Regions from separate parts of the Mus musculus genome. Here region 1 is linked to region 2. A link is a contact called in ENCODE Hi-C data. All regions are on one chromosome and are shown on one strand. The core of a region is the stretch at or near the end of the contact, and the rest is flanking DNA. Distances in the headings are between cores, read along the strand shown.

Evidence for each region. A loop is a pair of places that touch in the nucleus more often than their neighbours do.
Region 1: a map of T-helper 17 cell shows a loop between it and region 2 (5-fold over the local background). The contact joins the promoter of Trex1 here to the enhancer-like site in region 2. A Hi-C loop is called at or near these places in 2 of 37 maps with a recorded cell type or tissue (T-helper 17 cell and regulatory T cell).

What each region holds. Positions count from the first base shown.
Region 1 is chr9:109,057,465-109,063,941 of GRCm38, reverse strand. It overlaps Trex1 (three prime repair exonuclease 1), which reads left to right and starts at 4,691. Exons shown (of 2, transcript NM_001012236.1): 1 at 4,691-4,753; 2 at 5,014-6,010. The coding sequence starts at 5,021. The coding sequence ends at 5,965. It overlaps Atrip (ATR interacting protein), which reads left to right. Exons shown (of 13, transcript NM_172774.3): 9 at 2,274-2,410; 10 at 2,741-2,832; 11 at 3,233-3,313; 12 at 3,430-3,679; 13 at 4,034-4,195. The coding sequence ends at 4,101. It overlaps Atrip-trex1 (Atrip-Trex1 readthrough), which reads left to right. Exons shown (of 14, transcript NR_153412.1): 9 at 2,274-2,410; 10 at 2,741-2,832; 11 at 3,233-3,313; 12 at 3,430-3,679; 13 at 4,034-4,753; 14 at 5,014-6,009. Shisa5 (shisa family member 5) reads right to left here. Exons shown (of 6, transcript NM_025858.3): 6 at 6,150-6,477.
Region 2 is chr9:107,298,232-107,305,514 of GRCm38, reverse strand. Cish (cytokine inducible SH2-containing protein) reads right to left here. Exons shown (of 3, transcript NM_009895.4): 2 at 5,371-5,591; 3 at 2,731-5,147. The coding sequence ends at 4,615. Among named protein-coding and RNA genes, the nearest start is that of Cish, 5.2 kb to the right of the region's middle. Within about 2 kb of position 2,179, at least 1 of the 3 ENCODE cell types and tissues checked has a DNase peak (open chromatin) inside an H3K27ac peak, as active enhancers do.

The sequences.
Region 1 (6,477 bases), core at 3,442-5,941, 1.8 Mb before region 2:
TTTTGTTAAAGTTCTGGATCGTTGTTTTCCACATGGTATTTTCTGACTAGTTTTACCTGTCCTCAAGTATGAAATTGAACACAGCACTTCGGTAGGGAAGAACTGCCATTCACAGGACCAATTTACACTGGCTAGTTGCCTATTTCTTAAGTGCTTAATGAATAAATCTCAGAAACCACACATTCCCCATTCTGTTAGTAGACCCCTGTTCCTGTTTTGTTGGCCCACAGGGGATTCAGAACTCCGCTCTTCAACGGATGCTTCTACTAGCCAAGTGCTTCGGTGGCTGACTTAGGTGACACTTCTGACTTCATACACAGCCTGGTTCAGTCAATGTTTGATAAATCCCTACATAGAAGCAGGAAAACTTGTCTAAAAAAATGTGACCATGTTAGGACTGTCACTGTGATAAGCTATTGCCCACTGCCATTCAGACATGTACCCCAACAGAATACTTTTCTGTAGATTTCATCATATTCATGGACTCAAGCTGAACTGCACAGCCTCCATTTTACCTTCTAGTGAAAGCCAGAACGGATGCATCTCTGTCCACTGTCACTGTGCCCAGGCTTGAAACAAAGCCTGCCTTACCAAATAGCACAATTCCTGTACTTTCTATAATGGTGCTATGTGTAACTTACCTTCTTTTTCCTTTTTGAGACAGGTCTTAGTATCCCTGCCTGACCTGGGACTCACTCTGTAGAGCAGTCTGGCTTAGAACTCAGAGATCTACCTGCCTCTGTTTCCCAAGGGCTGGGATTACATGTGTACATCCCCATACCTGGCACAACATTTCATTGTAAAAGAAGGCTTTACAGCTATGAAAAAATAACTTGGAAGTCAAAGGTAGAATCTTTCCAGCTCTGTTCAAGGGCCATAGTGGTCTAGGTAGGACTAGTCAGGCCAGAGAGCAACAGAGTTAAATGCCCAACTCCTTGCCTATTTGTAGAATGTGCTATAAAATGGGGGCTCAGTGGCTAAGAGCACTAGTTGCTCTCCCAGAGGACCCAGGTTCAATTCTAAGCACCCACATGGCCGCTCACAACCCTTCGTAACTCCAGTTTCAGGGGATCTGACACGCTCACACAGGTGTACAAACAAGCAAACAAAATAAAAACACCAAAGCACATAAAAATAAATAATCATATTTAAAAATGCTATAAAATGAGTTTACCCCAAATAGTGAACCTTTCCTTTCCAATGACACTGGTGGATACTCTCCACCTCCATGCTCTCTGTACACATTGGTACATACCTACATGCTCACGGCCTCGCTCCCACACACCAGTTCTCCCCATACTGCTGTAGGTAGTGTAAATAGAGCAAACTGAGCTCTGGGACTGGGTTCCATCCCTTTGTCCCTTTGTCTCTTTGTCTCATTCCTCAGTGGGAAGGTTATATATATTCAGTCACACACACGTCATGGTAGGTAGGTTTCCACGCAGGTGACAAGTCAGTGTTTTCCAGCAAGTGGAGAAAACCGCTTCCTTTGCCTTGCTCTATGACCTTGTGAGACAGCTGTAGCCATGCACACGCTTGTTTCTGTTAGAGCCCTAGCCAGGGCTCTGCTATTAGTTGAGGAATATTTCTCGTGCTGAAGGTATGCACCAGTGTCACTGTGTGATGGCAGACATAGGAAGGAACCCCATCCAGGGAGTCCCATCCCATTTACTTGATAAAGGTCCACATAAGGGCCTGGGTTTGGGTTTTTTTTTTTTGTTTGTTTTGTTTTGTTTTTTGTTTTTTTTAGGGCAAAAGAGGGGTTTTGATATGGTAGTGCGACTTACTTGGTTGCATATAGGCCGGGTTCATCTCCAGCTCTGTGTGGTAGGTCCTGCCTCTGCTGAGATTATATATATGTACCACAAAACACACACGCCACACCATACTCACCCCGATTAAGGCCTGCCATGTTTAAGTCACAGCATTCTTTTTTTTTTTTTTTTAATTTATTTATTTATTATATGTAAATACACTGTAGCTATCTTCAGACACTCCAGAAGAGGGAGTCAGATCTCATTACAGATGGTTGTGAGCCACCATGTGGTTGCTGGGATTTGAACTCTGGACCTTTGGAAGAGCAGTCGGGTGCTCTTACCCACTGAGCCATCTCTCCAGCCCAAGTCACAGCATTCTTATACTAAAGTTTAGACCTGTTTATTTGTGACAGGCTTGAAGCCAGTAGACTAGAGTCAGGCCAGCAGCTTTGGAAGCCATGGCTCACTACAGTAAGTGTCCTTTTGGAGAGTGTCATAACTGTGCTCATTCTTTAGGTTCTCCTGTGTGTTCCCGGTGTTGCCACAGTGCCTCGGCTCAGCGCTGCCGCTGCCCTGTGTGCTCCTGGCTGTTGAGCTGCTCTCTGTGCTGCTGGACCATGACAGCCTAGCATGGCAGCTATGCTCCCACCCAGGTAAAGCAGGGCAGGACAGTCTCAACTGTCCTATAGTGGGGAGGGAGGGCCTGGGGGCAGTACAGGTTCAGAGCCCCTCAAGGGCTTCTGTACTTGTACCCCAGACTACAATGAAAAGGGGGTCCCATAAGCTGGGCGTGGTGGCGCACTCCTTTAATCCCAGCACTCAGGAGGCAGAGGCAGGTGGATTTCTGAGTTCAAGGCCAGCCTGGTCTACAGAGTGAGTTCCAGGACAGCCAGGGCTATAAAGAGAAACCCTGTCTCGAAAAACCAAAAATTTAAAAAAGAAAAGAAAAGGGGGTCCCTGAGTGAGGCCTGCATCCTTTTCAGAAGGCTGCCTTCTCCTGAGGCTGTACATGTACATCACATCAAGGCCTGACAGAACGGCCTCAGAGACACAGTGGCTTCAGCTGGAACAAGAGGTAAGACTCAGACACTGCTCACCCTTCACTCCCACCCCCCGAGAGCCCAGAGTCTCCTTCCCTTGTGGGAAAGTGGGAGCTACAATTCCTTTTTTGCCAGTTTGTCAAACAGCAACGGGTAAAATGTAGGGGTTCCTCACAGGGATTCAATACAAGCACATCCTGGGTTATAGTGGTGCTCAGCAGAGCTGCCTGGGCTTTGGGGGCCCCGATCCTGGTCCTGGAAGCAGTAAGCTGTTGGTGAGATTCAAGTCTGAAAGCCTGAGACTACCACTACTTGTACCCCACTTGTGCAGGCAAGCAGTTGTAGACGTAGCTAGAGCACCTTAGAAATGCCCGCCAAAGCCCTGTGACAACCGTCTGTTCTACATGGGATGGGTACTATCTCTTCTTGTTCCAGGTAGTATGGCTCTTGGCCAAGCTGAGTGTACAGAGCCCTGCCCCCGCTGGCATTGGTTCTGACTGTCACTGCAATGTAGAGGTGAGTGGCCAGAGACCAGCATCATGGATGCTCAGTTAGTTAAGAGCAATCCTGTTGATCTTGAAGTGGTGAGGTGAGTAAGTCTCTGGACCTCAGGCTGTGCCCTCTCACCCTAGGCAGTCAGAGCGCTCACTGTGATGTTGCACAGGCAATGGCTGACGGTGCGGCGGGCAGGAGGTCCAAGGACCCACCAGCAGAAGCAGACGATACGCTGTCTGCGGGACACTGTGCTGCTGCTGCATAGCCTATCTCAGAAGGACAAGCTCTTCACTGTGCACTGTGTCGAGGTCCTGCATCAGTACGACCAGGTGATGCCAGGGGTCAGCATGCTGATTCGAGCCCTTCCTGATGTGACTGACTGTGAAGGTAAGCTAGCACGACACTGTCCTAGCCTTCGTGTGCCTCTGTCAGACTCCTTTCCATGAGTCTCCCCTTGCCTCCAGAGCCATTCCTGGCACATGGGTATTACCTTCCTGCTCTGGGTCTTTGAGTATGACAGGTTCCCATTTGATGGTGTCTATTGAATTGGCCTCGCTGAGCCATGGTTTTCCACAAAGATCTGTCCGAATTGCCTTTGTGTCACTTTTGCTCACAGTCGCTGAGGGAGCAAAGCCTGTGCATAGAAGGGACTGGTTGGTTCCTGTGACGCTAGGGAGCATGGGGGCCTCCAAGCCCCCACGCTGTCGAGTTAACCTCAGACCCCTCTTCCTTTTGGCTCAGAGGCTGCCCTGGATGACCTCTGTGCTGCGGAGACTGATTTGGAAGACTCTGAGATGGACTGTAACTGAGGGCCTGAGCATCCAGCCACAAGGTGGCGCCAGCTCCCACCGCCGTCTTTGCCATATCCACTGATTAAAACTGCACTTCCTGCTGAGAACACAAGCTTTGTTTCCTGAGTCCGATTTGTGTGGCTGAGAGGGAGGGACAGGGCAGACCAAGAATTGATGAGATGACTCCTGCTGGAGTTGAGATGGCCCCCATGGTAACTGATCTGCCCTGAGGAAAAACCCTGCCCCTCTTCGGGAATTACCCTGAGTCATAGCTTTGGGCGGGGGCCGTGGTGGGGGCAGGGGTACGTTTGTGGCCAAGGAGGCAGCCCTTTTTAGGAAGGCCTGGATCAAGGACTGGGGGAAAGACAAGAAAAGGCAGAGGCTCACGGGCACATTTGAATCCTAGAGACAACCCAGTTTGAGTTGTCAGTGTTGGGGCAGTAGTCCATTTTACCAGCCAGCAGGATCACAGATATGGATCTAGGAAGGCCTTTGGGGTGCTTGGGGAGGGAGGGAGGAGCGTCAGCACGAGGGCCAGGCCTGGCAGGCTAACAGCAGGGCGGGCCCTGTTCAGGAGGCAGGCCTATGGGTGGACCCAGGCAGTTTTACTTCCTCAGCCACACTGCTGCCAGCAGCAGACCCAGCGGAGTGCCTTGCTGCCTGCTTCTCGGTAAGTGTGGAGTAAGGGTATGGGGTAAGGCAGAAGAGAATAGGGTTCCCTCACCCTGAAGGTAGTCAGCACTAGGGGAAGGGCCTCCCTCAAAAGGCAAATAAGTAGTGGATCCATCCCACTAGAACAACCCTGCCCTCCAGCTTCTAGTGGCCCTGGATAGTACCTGCTGAAGGGAAGGGCTGAGCTGCCTTTCTGCACCCCACCTCAGCCCACTTGAGACCTTCCTGCTGCTACTCATTACCCCATCTCCTCCCCAGGTTCAGCATGGGCTCACAGACCCTGCCCCATGGTCACATGCAGACCCTCATCTTCTTAGACCTGGAAGCCACTGGCCTGCCTTCGTCTCGGCCCGAAGTCACAGAGCTGTGCCTGCTGGCTGTCCACAGACGTGCTCTGGAGAACACTTCCATTTCTCAGGGACATCCACCTCCAGTGCCCAGACCGCCCCGTGTGGTGGACAAGCTCTCTCTGTGCATTGCTCCAGGGAAAGCCTGTAGCCCTGGGGCCAGTGAGATCACAGGTCTGAGCAAAGCTGAGCTGGAAGTACAGGGGCGTCAACGCTTCGATGACAACCTGGCCATCCTGCTCCGAGCCTTCCTGCAGCGCCAGCCACAGCCTTGCTGCCTTGTGGCACACAACGGTGACCGCTATGACTTTCCTCTGCTCCAGACAGAGCTTGCTAGGCTGAGCACTCCCAGTCCCCTAGATGGTACCTTCTGTGTGGACAGCATCGCTGCCCTAAAGGCCTTGGAACAAGCTAGCAGCCCCTCAGGGAATGGTTCGAGGAAAAGCTACAGCCTGGGCAGCATCTACACCCGCCTGTACTGGCAAGCACCGACAGACTCACATACTGCTGAAGGTGATGTTCTAACCCTGCTCAGCATCTGTCAGTGGAAGCCACAGGCCCTACTGCAGTGGGTGGACGAACATGCCCGGCCCTTTAGCACCGTCAAGCCCATGTACGGCACTCCGGCTACCACTGGAACAACCAACCTAAGGCCACATGCTGCCACAGCTACTACACCCCTGGCCACAGCCAATGGAAGTCCCAGCAATGGCAGGAGCAGGCGACCTAAGAGTCCTCCTCCAGAGAAGGTCCCAGAAGCCCCATCACAGGAGGGGCTGCTGGCCCCACTGAGCCTGCTGACCCTCCTGACCTTGGCAATAGCCACTCTGTATGGACTCTTCCTGGCCTCACCTGGGCAGTAAGTCAAGAGGGGAAATATGATGAATAAAGACTTCCATAGCACTGACTGCTTGCCGCCTCTGCTTCTCAGCCTGGGCCTCTGGCCATGCTCAGGCCCTAGGGATGAGGTACAGTCCCTCTCTCCTGCTCTCTTAGCAGGACAATCAAACCTGTTAGGCTAATTAACAGAGGGAAGAAACAAGTTCAAGAAGTAGACAGAAATAGTTTTTGGTGTAGAGCCAAGGCCAGCTGCCTAGGCGCTGAAGAAAGGGGAAGCGGGTCCAATGTTGCATTTATTAGAAATGAGGGTGCGGAGTCTGAATGCTCAGAAACACCAATCAACACAAAGCTAAAACAGCCAGTGAAACAGGAACCAACAGGGAATATGGAGGTATTCACATCTGGGCCGGAGATACCACCTAGGCCCTCCACCCCACCTTTGGTCCAGATAACCCATTGGCCTTGGTGTCCCTGCTACTGGGACAAACTGGACTGTGGTACAGGAGTCAGGTATTTCTATGAAGATGGTGTCAAG
Region 2 (7,283 bases), core at 930-3,429:
TTAAATGCTGGACTTAGGTTCTGAGGCCCTTGGGACCAAGGGGATGTTATTTTAACTCAGCGATCTTAAATGACACATCCTAGCAAGACTCTGGCCAGTTCGACCTGCTGACAAGAGACGGCTTAGTGGCATCTGTCCCCAAACCATTCCAGGGGCCCTTGTGAGTCCAGAGAGGGGCACCATGTAGGGCCACGCTTCAAATCTACCTTCCTGTGGCTGGGCAGAATCATCCAGGGCCAGCATGACCTTTAGAGAGCCCTACTGAACACCTCTATCCTCTGGCCTCTGACTCTTGGCAGACTAAGGCTTTGGCAGGTGAGTCTTCAGAGACAGGGTAGAGCAGTGGTTACTCGAATAAAGTCTAGAGACAAGGCTAATGACCCCAGCTAGTCTTTGCCTCTCACTAAGCCAGTGGTTCTCAATTTCCTTAAAGCGGTGACCCTTTAATACAGTTCCTCATGTTATGGTGACCCCCTCAACCATAAAATGACTGTTTTTTTTTTTTTTGTTTTTTTGTTTTTTTTTGGTTTTTCGAGACAGGGTTTCTCTGTATAGCGCTGGCTGTCCTGGAACTCACTTTGTAGACCAGGCTGGCCTCGAACTCAGAAATCCGCCTGCCTCTGCCTCCCGAGTGCTGGGATTAAAGGCATGCACTACCATGCCTGGCATAAAATGACTTTGGTTGTTTCATAGCTGTAATTTTGCTAGTTTTGAGTTGTAATGTAAATATCTGTGTTTTCTGATGGTTTTAGGTGACCTTTGTGAAAGGGTTGTTCAACTCCTGAAGGGGGTCACGACCCACAGGTTGAGAACCACTTGTTCTAAGCCCTAACCAGCTGAAAACAGGGACAACCTCTATTAGTGTGCAGGGCTGAAGTGAGAATTATTGGGAGTGAACCACACCCAAAGTTATCACCCTTGCCTCCAGTTTCCTATGGCACCCCACCCCACTCAGTTCCACACCTTCGAACCTTCTCACTGGGCCACAGGCTTTGAAGCCCTCATGGAGCCATCGATGAAGAATCCTTTAGAAATGGGAGCATCAGAACTCAGCACAGCCCCACTAGAGTCTGTGATGCTCCACCAGTCAGAACAAAAATCAGCCATGGCCCCCTTTGCCCTCCCCACTCCATCCTGGAATCCAGGGCTGTCTCTGCCTTAAAGTCATTGTCCCGGTGGTCCCTGTGTTTGGGACAGCACTTCCCCACGGCCTCTATACGACCAACCCCTGCTCTCTGTTCTGAATGCCAGGTTCACCACCACCCCACTCAACACCTTCCCGGACCCTTTGCTGCAGGGTAACCCCACACCTAAACCCACTCTCCCTGCCTTTGCTTTCTTTACCTACTCAAGACGTGCCTATCGGTTAACTTGTTCACCATCTTTCCTGCAGTAGCCACAAGCCCCAGGAGAATAGGGCCATATTTATCTTGTTCTCTCCTGTGTCCCCAGGGCCTTGATGGGAATCTGGCTCAGTTAGTAGCCAAAGAGCACACGTGTGAAGGGACTCAGTTGGCAAAGGGTTATGATTAATTACTGTTTGGATTTTGTGTGGGGGTCCAGTATGCCCACTCAATGGCTCACCCTCCCTCCCTAGCTAGTGACAGCACATGGTTGTCCTTTTTAGTAGCCCAGGACCATCCAGGGGTGGTTACACCTGGCAGCTGGCTTCTCTTCTACCGTTAGGCTTGAGTCTGGGGTCCAATGGACATGTTTTCTGGTCTCCCTACCCCAGGCAGGCATTTTGATTCCTCTCCTATAAAGACTGAGATGTCAGTGTCTGGCAGCCCTTTCTCAGAAAAGCGCTAGACTCTGGTTTGAGACGAGTCAGGGATGGCCCATGGCCAGGCCTGCGGCTCCAGAGCTTTCAGTGATCAGAGATGCGGTGGATACAAAAATTGTCCAAGCAGCCACCCAGTTGCCTATCCCCATCTCATGGGTCAGCCCGGGACAGAGGGTCAGTTAGGGTGAGTGCTGCTCTGTGCTCCACTCTCTGAACTCCCTGAGCTAGCCCCTGCTCCTGGTATTTGAACATAGGGTAGTATCTGGACCCCAACCGCAGGGAGTAGAGTCTTCACTGAGTGCCTTGTGTGAAGAGTGGGGTTTTCTGTACTTTCTTTAGTTTCAGTAGCTGAGTCGTGGCAGCAGATGCAGAGAGCCAGTCTCTGCCCCCTACGTGCCCACGACTTTCCTACTAAATGACTCAAGAGCTGGGGGGTTGGGTATGTGTGGGGAAACAGTAGGGATTACCTCACACCTTTTAGGAACCACACAAAGGCTGAGATCAAAGCTGAAGAAAGGCCCCACCAAGGCCATGGTGACACTTGGACAAGGTACACTAGTGGGCCCCACAGGCAGCAAAGGTTTTACCAGCTGCCACCAGCAGTGGGGACAGTGTCAGGCTGAGGAGATAGGCTTGAACACTCCTCACAGCTTCTAAAAATACCATCCTTCCTTCATCTACCTCCTTACTCTAACCCAATGCCATTCCTTACAAAAAAAAAGTAGAATTACTTTTCGTGCATACGTTTGTGTGCATGTAGGTGCACAGAGACCTGGAAGACCCACTTGTTCCTCTGGAGCTGGGAACACCGATTCTCTGAAAGAATAGCAAGCGCTCTTAACTGAGCCGTCTTTCTAGCCCCTACAATGTAATTCCTAGTCTTTGTCACCACTGTCCTTGTCCCCAGTCCAGGCCCTTCCTGACTCTGGTTGTTTATTTATTTTTTTAGTCTCTTCCTTATCAAGATGCCATTCCTTACAGCTTCCGTCTCTCAGGCCACTATTATTGGCCTCTTTTAACTTTCGACTTGGTCTGAGGACTAGGAACCCATTCTGAATTGTCTCTAAAACACGATGTAAAAGGCTAGGAGCACAGTTTGGAGGAACTTTGCTGTGACACCCTCATACTTCAGCAGGATCCCAGCAGCCTACATATTCCCGAGTCAGACCTTCAACCCTGGACAAGGTTTTCATTTTCCTTGTATTTCTGATGTTCAAGATCTCGACTAAGAGAAGAGTCCTCTTGACTCCAAACGGCCTGAGCCAGAATTTTGACACTACCAGACCTGACCCTACCAGCTCATTGGTCACTATCCCTGACTCAACTGATCTACCCACTGCCCAGGAAGAGGCCTGTCAGGTCCATGTCCGGGATCCTCATGGCACTTCAGTACACTTTTATCCACTGTACTTTCTCCTTGCAAGGCCGGCCTGAGTTCTGTGGCTCCTCTTGGCAAGTTACTGCCCTCCGTGCCCACTTGTACTTTGAATGGACCCTTCCTTTTGGGCTTGTAGATCCTCTGCTGCCTGCTTCTCACATATCCACAGCACAATGGATAGCACCCCAGAAGGCATGCCAATGGGCGTTCACCCCTTGTCTCTCATCTCCCAAGGGGAACAGGACGAAGGCCCCTCCCCCGCCCCGCAGCCCTCTGGCAAAGCCTATGGAGTCATTGAAGTTTTGGCTTTTCCAGATGTGACGTGGATCGAGACACGAGAATCAAAGAGGTCAAACCACGCGAAACTCCAGACACCCCACTGAAGGCTTCATAAGTGGAAGGCATACTTTTATTATCATTACAGAAAAAAATCAGTGGAAGAAAAACTCCCAAACTGGTTCTTGTGTTCTAACACTTGTTTTCTAAAGTCTTGTTAGGTGTGTATGTATTTCTCCCTCTCTCACGTGCAGGCAACTTCCTAGGCAGGAAACGGACACAAGGGAGCTACATCTGCGGCCCTTGGATAAGCATCCACTTCCCGACCCAGCACACGCCCCTCGGCAGGGGGGTGAGGTGGGGCACAACATAGAGAAGCCAGCTCTATGAAGCCATGGTGCTGCCCTGTGAGGAGAAGAGTGGGAGCCCTTGTGTTTCTGGCTCCTGTCTGTCTGGCCACCCAGCCTCCCAAAAGAGGCTTGGGAGAAAAAAGTGGGCACATCCATACACAGGTGGATGGGCCCAGGACATTCAGGACTACTTTGGGCCCAACAATGTTTTGGGATGGGGGTCTCCACAGGGAAGAACCAGACCTGGGGGTCTCTGGACCACCCAGAGCACAGGGCAGAGAAGTGGGATGGCTCACGCCATCATTCCACCCCCAACCCCTGCAAGGAGAATAAATAAATAAATACTGTATAACTGTGTAGTCCCCTAGCCCAGTCTGCGTCCCCGTAAGGGGCCTTGGCATGATCAACCTCTGGCTGATATTCTCCCAGAAACAGGCTCGCTATTCTATACATGGGTAGGGGGCCTGCCCTACTCAGCAGACTGAGAAACCAGGGCTGGGAGAATAGACACAGTTCAGGTGGCAAGGGCAGGCAAGTGAGTGGAGACCTAGGTCCAGCCTCTGTGGAGAGACGAGGTCCTGCCTGTCTCGCTCTGATACATGGCTCACCACAAAGAGCCATATTGTACCTAGAGGCGTTGACCTCAGAGTTGTGTGACAATCCCTCCTCCACCTGCCTTGTTCTTGCTGGCATTCTCTGGTCCAGCTGTCACATGCATGCAGGCACCAGGATGACTGAAGAAAGGACAGCAGAACCCCAAGTCCAGCTGGGGACTGTGTTCCCTCCAGGATGTGACTGTGTGAGGCAGAGCAGGGTGCCTGGCTCAGTCAGAGTTGGAAGGGGTACTGTCGGAGGTAGTCGGCCATACGCCGGGGCAGGGGTAGGCAGTCCACGTCGGCCACCAGACGGTTGATGACTAGCCGACACAGATGTTGTAAGCTGCGGGCGCTGCTCCTGCGCACAAAGGGCTGCACCAGTTTCAGGTGCACTGCAGTAGCCACGGGGATAGGCAGCACCGAGTCACTAGGTGCATCTTGCTTAGACATAGGCAGGGCTGGGGTGGGAGCAGGATCCGGGCTGTCGCTCCGGGTGTCAGCTGCACAGGAGGCCACATAGTGCTGCACAAGGCTGACCACATCTGGGAAGGCCAGGATTCGAGGTCTTGACAAGCAGTTAGAGTCCAGCCGGAAGCTAGAATCGGCGTACTCGATCCGCACGTTGGTGGGGCCACGGGTGGTTTTGACTGACAGTGTGAACAGGTAGCTGGGGTGGGTGCTGTCTCGAACTAGGAATGTACCCTCCGGCATCTTCTGTAGGTGCTGCCGGGCCTCGCTGGCTGTAATAGAACCCCAGTACCACCCTAGGCAAGTAGAAAAGAGAACTAGTCAGAGTGGAAGTTACCTAAGGGCACCAACCCGAGGTGGGTCAGAATGAAGTGTCCTTTTACATTTCTCTGGAGATGTGTATCTATACCATCAGTCTTAGGGGCAAGACCACGCTTCCCAAATCAGATTCCAAATCCAAAGCGCTAAGCTCTGCCACAGACTTCCCAGGACAAGGTCTGTGTCTCCCCCGAGACTCACCAGATTCCCGAAGGTAGGAGAACGTCTTGGCTATGCACAGCAGATCCCCCTCAGGGTCTAGCACCTTCGGTTCATTCTCTGCCTGGACAGGGGTCTCCTCTGTCACTTCCTCTGGGAATGCCCCAGTGGGTAAGGGCTGCATGGCTGGCCCGGGCAGCTCCAGGGACTGGGCCCACAGAGGCCGCCGCCCAATTTGCTCCACAGCCAGCAAAGGACAAGATCTAGAGTGGGCAGATAGGCAACAGAGGTCTCACATGTTCTCCACTTTTAGAAAAGTCCTGTGACTGCTTTCTCCAAATATACAGATTTTTTTTTTTAAAGCAAGGTCTCACAATGTAGCCTTGGCTGACCTGGAACTTGTTATACAGACCAGGCTGGTCTCACAGTCACAGAGATCCACCTGCCTCCGTCTCCCAAATGCCACCCACACCTAGCTCCTAGATATAAATCTTTCTTATGCTTTTGTAGTGCTGGGAATTGAACTGAGGCTCGTACATGCTAAGTAAGAGTTCCGCCACTGAGCCACATATACCCTCACTTCACAGAACCTATTCTAAAATATTCTTTTCTATTCTCCTACCCTTATATACTACTCTCTATACACCTATATACAAATTAACCTGCAACCTGTATTGCCCAAATCACTGACCATTCCCCACAAGCCCTTTCAACATTCCTACCACAAGAATGGGGAACCTGTCAATCCAAAAACTGTCTCACAGTTGTGTCCCTCCCAGCTGAGGTAGCCTGTTAAATGCCACTCTACCTGGTAGAGTCACAGAATGAACTAGGGTGGGGTTCTCAGGGAGACCTCAAGATTAGCGTAGAAAGCCTAAGGTTACATAGTAGCTCCTGGTCAATAGGAATATCTGTTGGGGGTGGGGGACCACAGTGCCGCACTGGCTAAGACGTAAAACAAGCTTCTACCCACTCCGGCCAGATTCACATCCTGGGCTCTGCTCCTCCCGGCTGAGGGAAGGCAGTGTCCTCTAAAGGCATTGATGAATTTTATCTCTCATAAATAGGAGCTCCTACCAAAGGGCAGGTTACTCAGCCCACATTCCAGACTCCACCCTATGGAGGCACCCTATGAGTGCCTCGGCCCTGCTGTTGTAGGATTTTTATGTAAAATCTGCTCCTCTCTGGGTTGCAGTTTCTCCGCCTTCCAGATGATGGCCTACTTGCCCTGAGGGGTTTGGGCTGGGGTTAGGGTAAATCTTCCTAGCAGAAGCCCACCCAGGTGGTGACCCAGGGTCCCTGCATCTGGTGGGAAAAAATAGTTGGCTCTCTCTAATTTCTAATAAAATATGTCCCCAGGCCTCAGTTTTGTGTCTAGTCAAAGACCTCCAAATAATGAAACCCTAGGTTCAGCCCACACTGGCTGGGAAAGGCAACACTGTATCAGGTATTGCCGGTAAACAAGGGGTGGTTAGGAGCTGCTAGCAGTCGGCAAGGACAGACGCCAGACCTAACAGTGGAAGTAGTGTTTAGAAGGTCATAGTCCTGTGACCACTCAGGAGAGGGGTGACAGGCTCTGGCACCTATAGCCTGCCAAGGGTTTTTCCCACACCCGCTCTTGACCCAGCTATGAGAGCCCTGGAATCCCACTTAGTGAGTTACAGGCAGAATTCTGAGGCGACTGGCTTGTTGGGGCCCATAGCTTGATCCAGGTTAGGGAGTCATTTCATGGCCTCTGTGGCAGGTACAACCAGACAGCTTAGTTGGATCCCTTCCATAGGTCCCACATGTGTATATAGTAGGCACCTCTGGGGCTAGTATGGTATCTAGGTATAGAATGACGATGCTAATCCCCAAATGTTGCTGGGAGGGACTAAATATCTAGGGAGGGGTGTGTCTGCCACTGTGTCATCACGGTGGGGGTGAGGACTGGTGTGTTCCAAGAACCTGTGTGT